Regions from separate parts of the Homo sapiens genome. Here regions 1 and 3 are each linked to region 2. The links are chromatin loops, found by intact Hi-C in ENCODE. Cell type or tissue: mammary epithelial cell. All regions are shown on one strand.

The links. Peaks named below come from ENCODE experiments on the same cell type or tissue, not always from the same donor. Only the 100,000 strongest peaks of a DNase experiment are listed, where the experiment ranks them.
Region 1: a loop joins it to region 2, with 9 times the contacts of the local background. A loop is called at or near these places in 32 of 110 quality-filtered maps.
Region 3: it touches region 2 in a loop (11-fold over the local background); 31 of 110 quality-filtered maps call a loop at or near these places.

What each region holds. Positions count from the first base shown.
Region 1 is chr20:10,670,465-10,672,964 of GRCh38, reverse strand. It overlaps JAG1 (jagged canonical Notch ligand 1), which reads left to right. Exons shown (of 26, transcript NM_000214.3): 2 at 1-264. Among named protein-coding and RNA genes, the nearest start is that of JAG1, 2.3 kb to the left of the region's middle. RefSeq lists silencers at 2,174-2,223, 2,274-2,323. In mammary epithelial cell, a CTCF peak has its summit at 1,414; DNase peaks (open chromatin) are centred at 240 and 1,284; H3K4me3 peaks cover 2,500 bases; H3K27ac peaks cover 2,017 bases.
Region 2 is chr20:10,468,439-10,470,938 of GRCh38, reverse strand. All of the region lies in intron 2 of SLX4IP (SLX4 interacting protein), which reads right to left. Among named protein-coding and RNA genes, the nearest start is that of SLX4IP, 34 kb to the right of the region's middle. In mammary epithelial cell, a CTCF peak has its summit at 1,246; a DNase peak (open chromatin) is centred at 1,198; H3K27ac peaks cover 643 bases.
Region 3 is chr20:10,535,608-10,538,107 of GRCh38, reverse strand. All of the region lies in intron 2 of SLX4IP (SLX4 interacting protein), which reads right to left. Among named protein-coding and RNA genes, the nearest start is that of SLX4IP, 100 kb to the right of the region's middle. In mammary epithelial cell, a CTCF peak has its summit at 1,460 (motif pointing right); a DNase peak (open chromatin) is centred at 77.

The sequences.
Region 1 (2,500 bases), 200 kb before region 2:
ATGCAGAACGTGAACGGGGAGCTGCAGAACGGGAACTGCTGCGGCGGCGCCCGGAACCCGGGAGACCGCAAGTGCACCCGCGACGAGTGTGACACATACTTCAAAGTGTGCCTCAAGGAGTATCAGTCCCGCGTCACGGCCGGGGGGCCCTGCAGCTTCGGCTCAGGGTCCACGCCTGTCATCGGGGGCAACACCTTCAACCTCAAGGCCAGCCGCGGCAACGACCGCAACCGCATCGTGCTGCCTTTCAGTTTCGCCTGGCCGGTGAGTGACTACTCGGGAAGGAGGCCGGGCGGAGCCTCACACCCGCGCCTGGCCGAGCCCTGTTATCCCTTGCGAGAGGGATTTAAAGGGCTTTGGCTTGAAACTAGGCGCTAACTGGGGAAATCTCTAGGGGTGGCGGGTGAGGGAGCCGGGACACTATAGTTAGATCTCGGCTGGGGTAGTCGAGGTGGGTCCCATTCCTGCTGCTATTTGCTTAGTGCACAAAAGTGGGGATCCCAGAGGGTTTATGGGACCAGGCTCCTAGGAAGGCCGGTGTAAACTTGCAACTTGAAGTTCCCAGAGTAACTCTCCCGGCCCCAAGCCAAGAGATCGTTGTAGCTGATCTCTTTGCTTAACTAATTAAACCTGGTGCGCCGTGGAAGGCGACTCGGCGCAGTTCTGGCCTGCGAACGCCGTCCAAATTGGCAACCTCCCCTTTCCCGTGAACGGCCGGGAGGGCGGGTGTGTCCTTCCTGGAGGGTGTGGGGGAGTCCGTTTCCCGCTGCTCCCCGGGAGATTTTAGTGTGTGCGGGGGCGCTCTCCAGGTTCGGCTTAAGGGCCGGGGGCGGCCGCCGCAGGAGGAGGTTCTTGGGGCCCTCACAGGAGCTGTAGACCTGGGAACCCCCGCCCGCTGCTGGCCCCTTCCTGCCCCCGCCCCCGAGTGGTGTAGCTCTTGTGGCCTCACTTCCAGCGGTTCCCGGGCTCTGGAACAGCTGTGTTTGCAGACTTCCCCGGGAAGGGCGGGTGCACGGCCCCCGCAAGCCTTCGGGGGCCGTGCCAAGGCTTGGAAGGGGTGGTCTTCTGGAGGTAGTGCCTGAGGGTGTAAGTGATAGGCCCTCATCCCCCCGCCCCATTCCGCCCCCAAAGGAGCTCGAGGCCCGGGCCCAGCTGGCAGATCCTGCAGCGAGGCCCTTGCAACATCCCAAAATGGGTGGAAGGAAGATGGGTGCGATTGCAGAAGGGGAGGAAAGGGAAATGTTGGGGGTGTGCCCTCTGCCTGGCTCCTGCTGTCCAGGAGGCATGACTCATTGCCAAGACTGGGGCTTGGCCTAGCCTGTGCTGGGAGGGTGGGTGGTGAGAGGGGGAGCTCGGTGCCCCAGAGCATTGCTTTCCACCACGTGCTCTAATGGGGTGCACTCTGCTGCCTCCTGTCCGCCGGCTTAGGTTGTGATTCTGGGAGGAGACAGAGGGGAGACTATCTGGCTGTGTCTGTGTATGAAGCTTGGGGTGGCTCTTAAAATCCACGATTACAGGAGCTGGCATTATAAAGTGCCCTCTGCTGTGGGTGAGATAAGACAGTTATCAAAAACTGCCATGAAAAGGGGTTTATAAAAAGAAAAATTAAAACCAACGCTGTCTGTGAAGCTCTCTTGAGGTCCAAGGGCTGTTTCTGTTGTGGGATTTCATTTTTACCAAGAGTATTTATCTTGTTTGTTAATCCCCTATTAGGGAGAACTTTAAGCTAAAGAGTCTGGCTGCGTTTAAATCTGGCTGGCCCAAGCTGACTGTGAATACTCAAACTGCCCTTGAACGTGTGTTTGGAGTTTAGGGGGAAGGGGCCTGCAGGTGGTTCCACCCTCCTGCCGGAGGATCTGTCTGGAGCCCCTCGCTTTTCACAAGACCATAAAAGGAATCTTATTAGTGATGTGGAAAAGCAGCAGCCTGGCTGAGGCTCATTTTGGAGAGTAGGGTCAGAGGGATGGCTAACATGAAAACAAGGAGGCTTGCTCCCTCGCTGGCCAAGGAAAAGTGACCTAGAAAAGTGCGTCTGTCCGCTTTTGACACTTGGTCAGAGTCCTCAATGGAAAACGAGCGGAAATAGTGTGGGAGGGTAGGAGAGGCGATTGATTTGCATTTGCTGGTGCTCTTCTGTGGTTTCAGGCCCCACGGGTCACCAACCATGAAATAGACTCTCGGCTTTTCTCGAATGGGGGAAGACCGATGGGGCACCACTGAAAATGTGGTTCTTTTGAAGTTGGGACAAACGCATGTATCACTCATAAACAAGTCTCCACCCTGATGCCCCAGAAAGGCCTGCTGTGAAACATAAGATTTAATTCTCAAGAGAAATTGGAGTTTAGGTGTATTTGTTTTTCTGTATGTGGTTGGAGAAACGGCACAGTCCGTAACTTTCAAGAATGATTCCAGGCTGAGTAGAAACGTAACTGAAACACTTAAGTAGCTGAGCGAGTATTTAACTAGAGGGCACAGCTTCATTTAGTTTGGCAATTAACTA
Region 2 (2,500 bases):
AAACCACAACATGCATTCAGGAATCCTGATTAAAAGTCTGATATTTTAATTTTCTAGAATCCTTTCCTCAAAGACTTGATGATCTAAATTTCAAGAAGTGCTATCAAAGAACCTAGAGTAAAATGAATAGATTTAGAGAACCACAAAAATTTAGAACCAGACATGATCTCAATACTAATCAGTAACATATGGTGAATTTTTCAGGTAATAAGGATCCGGATGCTAGACCTGGTACATACCTTACCAGAATCTATATAATGCTATTCCACTGTGGAACAAACAGCATGACATTCTTTTTTCACCTCATATTAAACTCGCAAAATATAGCACAAGTGTGTGCATGTGTGTATGTGAGTGTTTAAGGTAACTATTAATAACCTGATTATTTCCAACAGTCTGAAAATCAGTGTTTTTGTCACATGACACTCACATGGGACAAAGTGACACATATAGAGGCCTAGCTTCCTGTATTACTTAATCATGGATATTCCAAGAGCCTACTACTAGAGAAGTATCTCAAAGCACAATTAGCAAACACTATGCATCGTTACATTATTTGGCTAATGACGGCTACGCTGCTGTACGTTTTTGCCATTTCAATGGAATGTCATTTCCATGGAATTCTCTGGGACTGTAAATTGCAAGGACACTCTCAATCGCTACCCCATCCCTCACTTTCTCAACCAAGCATCCCCCAAACTAAGAGTAATAATAACAAAAAGGAAAGGTGAGTCGGATGAGCAGTAATGGTAATAAAACTATGACTTCAAGGATTTCTTTCCAGACTCGACTGGCCCCCTCCAGCCCTTACTGCTGGGACCAGGGCGGAACTGGGGTCCCAAAGCTTTCAAAGGACAAAGAGGATCCTTACTCTCCGACCATCATCTCCAGGTTCCTGAATCTGGAAAGGAAGTACTGAAGAGGCAGTCTTGTGTCACTCTGAGAATGCTTTCCCTGGGGCCACTTTGGATAGTTTTCGTCGTTGGGACTGTCTTCCCTCGGTGTTTGGTGGTGGTACATCCTAGTGAGGAGGACTCTATGACAGAAGCAATCTAAATATACACATTCATAAAAGGCTAGGGATGCAAGTGTGCACATACAACCACCAGGCAAACAAACAGGCATTTAGGATGTCATAGTAACGTGGGCACGAGCCAACGACTGTAAAAGCACTTTAGTTGCTGTGCTTCTTTAGATCACAGCGGGAAGATACTTTATAAAACATTGGAACAATGATGCCCCCTACAGCCCTCAGAGAGAATCCAAGGTGCTTACTGAGTTCATCTATTTGGTAAGAGATCCTGAGTTTACTTTTCTGGTAAGAATTAATTTTTACACTAGAATAAGTAATAAAAACACATGCTTTGTACATATGTTGGAAAAAATTAAAAGTATCAAGGTCTAACACTAAGAAATTATTAAAATAAAATATAATGTCTAGACAATCAAAACCATTATACTGAAACATTTTACTTTTCTGAAGCATATAGAAGCAAATTCTATGGATTGTCATCTTGATTATTAATAGAGATTATTTTCAAAAGAATTATTAAAAATATTTTCAAAGTGGAACTGTGGACTCCTAAAAGGAGAAATAGGTTGAGATGATTTTTTTTTTAAAAAAACAAATATACCACAAATTGAAGATTACAACATTCCCTGACTGGAACTGAAAAAAAGACCAGTAAGAAATAATCCAAAGCTGGAGTGACTTCCCTGTTCTCTATGAGCCAAGACGAAGAAACTTGTCATCTTTGGGACAAGGAAAGTGGGGGGTACTGGGCACTTCAGAAATGCTTTAGACCACACTTGTCCAACTCGCTGCCCAGGATGGCTTTGAATGCAGCCCAACACAAATGTGTAAACTTTCTTAAAACATTATGAGATTTTTTTTGCGATTTTTTTTTAAAGCTATTGTTAGTATAAGTGTATTTTATGTGTGGCCCAAGACAATTCTTCTTCCAGTGTGGCCCAGGGAAGCCAAAAGATTGGACACCCCTGCTTTAGATTATTCAAGGTCTGTGCAGATATGAAAGAAGCATAGGACAGCTCCTTCTTCCCAGGGAATGTGGCTAGGCATAATGTATATAAAAGCAGATGTATATCACCTCAAGATGATGTTCTTAGGAAAGAAAACAAATTGGAAATATATATAAAACATAACATAAACTGCACATAACAGTCAAAAAAACACATAGCAAGAGAGAAATCAATATGGGAAAGGTTTAGATGTGTAACAAAGAAAAAGCAAGTCATTCACTGGTCAAGCTTGGAAAAAGCTGAAGGGTGTGGACCAAGGAAGAAAAGGTGAGAGATAGCAAACAGAGGGAAAACCACAGAAAAGCCAGATGACTGCAGGAAATGCAAATGCATTAGTTTCACAGGAATAAGTGGGCCACGTTCCCCAGTTCCAAGATGAAAACAAACATGGGTCCAAGTTAAAAAGGAAGGGGAGAGTAATTATCAGAATGCCTTACGTCTAGCTGGAGAGTTCAGATTA
Region 3 (2,500 bases), 67 kb before region 2:
CTCTTAGTCTTTACCTTGCCAGAAGTTGTCAATGACTGCTTTCTTCATGGGATTAGGGTTTAATTTGGTCACAGAAAGAATTCTATTCCATGATTCATCACCTGGCCAGCTGACAAACTACCCCAGCTCTATAAAGCATTCTTATATCACTGTTAGCTTTTAACAGGGCCTAAATCAATGAAAGAAGGGATGGAGGCAGGGAGAAAGGAATTAAAAAATAAATTCAGGAATTGTGAACAGACAACATCTAAAAAATAGGCTATCTCATTACTTTTGTCAAAATCTAAATGATCATGTTGTCCTTTCTCTTGAGAGACCTTGTTACCTAACCATTTTTATTTTGGGTAATTTGCATGGGGCATTTGCATAAGGGTAAAACTTAAAGATTCTTCTCATGTATTATTAATGTCATAAGGAGATCATGATATTAGATGTATTTCTTGTTGCTATTCAATTCCTAGAAAAATTACATGAATCAACTGAACTGTAAATATCAAACTGATCCAGCATAAAAAGATCAACATCATGTCTTTAGATCCTAATAATCCAAACGAGTATGGTAGCTAGCTTTTATCTGTGATACTCTTCGGGCCAAACTGCAACCTAATGGATTACTTAAGAATCTAAATTTTAAAAAGAGTTATAGTAAGGAAGTACATGCCTCACGAAACAGTGTTTCCTTTGTAAGTATTCATTACGGGTTCCATTAAACACAAAGCCCACTTAGTTGACTGGAGTATTTACCTTCTTCCCAGTTGGGGAGGGAAAGAGAGGTGCCAACCAAAGATTGGTCACAAAAAATTAAGCACTGGGTAGGGCAACAAGGACTGCCCTTAAAGTAGTTCCTGCATAAACTGCCATAGTAGCCCCATATTTTCATTGCCCCCTCCCAACACAGTGCGTTATTTCAGCATATTCTCAAGTTTTACCATGTAACATAAACTCATCTCTAAATTATAAATTGTGTAAATATGTCACCAAGAAATGCTAAAATGCTGCTATTGAATATGAATTGTTTATCCCAGGCCTCTAATGTTCTATGCCCTAAGCTTCAGAGATATTAGATACTAAAATTTGATTAAAACCATATTCCTTGCATTTGCTGCCATTATCAATGATGCAAATTCACACATGTGTTAGCTAATGAAGCAGCCAGACAGGGTTTCACAGGCAGAGAAAAGGCTGAAAGAAATCTTTTTTGCCAAACAGAAAGTGGCCCAACTGTGGGAAATGATATGGATACCCAAGGTAGTCCTCAAAGCCAAAACTGTAAATAAGATTAGACCCTCACATGGTTCCATGGTCTGAGTATACATTACAACATTTTAAACCAAACATTCATTTCATTGTAGGGATTTATGCCAGCTGGCATAGCACAGTTGACCAAAGTGAAAATCGAGCTTGAGTTTTCCTTCCTTGTAAAACTCAGTACGTTTGTAGCATTAGCCCCTTACCAGAAGAGGGCAACGGTGGCCAGGCTGGCATTATTCACAAAGAATAAAGTTACCTGCAGCCAAGGTAACGTTTGCCAAGGGAGCCAGACCTTAGGAAACTGCCTGCAGAACTGCTGGCTTCTGAGTGTCACACATGCAAAGAAACAAGGCTCTCTGCCTTTCCTTTTCCTTGGATGAACTAACAGGCGACTGAGAGATCAAACCGTTGCAATATTTCTAATTGATGATACAGAAGCACTGCTCACTGCAACCAACTCACCATATTTATTTAATCCTTTTTTTTTTTTTTAAAGAGACAAGGTCTTGCTGTGTTGTTCAGGCTGTCCTCAAATTCCTGGGCTCAAGCGATCCTCCTGCCTCAGCCTCCCAAAATGCTGCCATTACAGGCATAGGCCATCAGCGCCCAGCCCTATTCACCACATTTTAAAGTTATCCTCTCTCCTGTCCATACTAGCTATAAAACTTGTCACATTCCAAAAAACAAGAAGGTGTGTTAAAGATCTCTAAGTGGAGAACTATTATGTAAATAGTATATAAGAAGTTTGCAAATTATAGATACCGTAAGAGCCATTCTACATTCAGGTTCAAGTTCACCCACAGTGCCCTGACTTTTCGGACTCCCTTGGTGGAGTCTCCGGCGCTCATTTCTGCTTTTCTCCCTCACTAGTGTTTCCAGGCTCATCTTTCTAAACAGTGTGTCTCTAGCTCAGGGTCTTCAGGCTTTCTCAAAACAAAGCATTCTCCAAAATCCTTACCCCTTTGAAAGCATTTGATCTGCTATGCAAATTTACTCAATATTTGCTTTTTAAACACATTCATCTCTAGTGAAGGAAAGAACTTGTTTTTAGTTAATAAAATTCAGGCATATGTGAGTAGTGAACACCTGGGTGAAGGGGTGAGGATGGAGCATGAATGTGCATGCAACACAGGTAGTTCCATTATTCTCTCCTGGTTTGGGAATTCATGAGACTAAGGATGAAACCTCTTAAGTTCATACCTTGACTCTTACCCTAGACAAAACTACATGTTCTTGGGCCGGGCGCAGT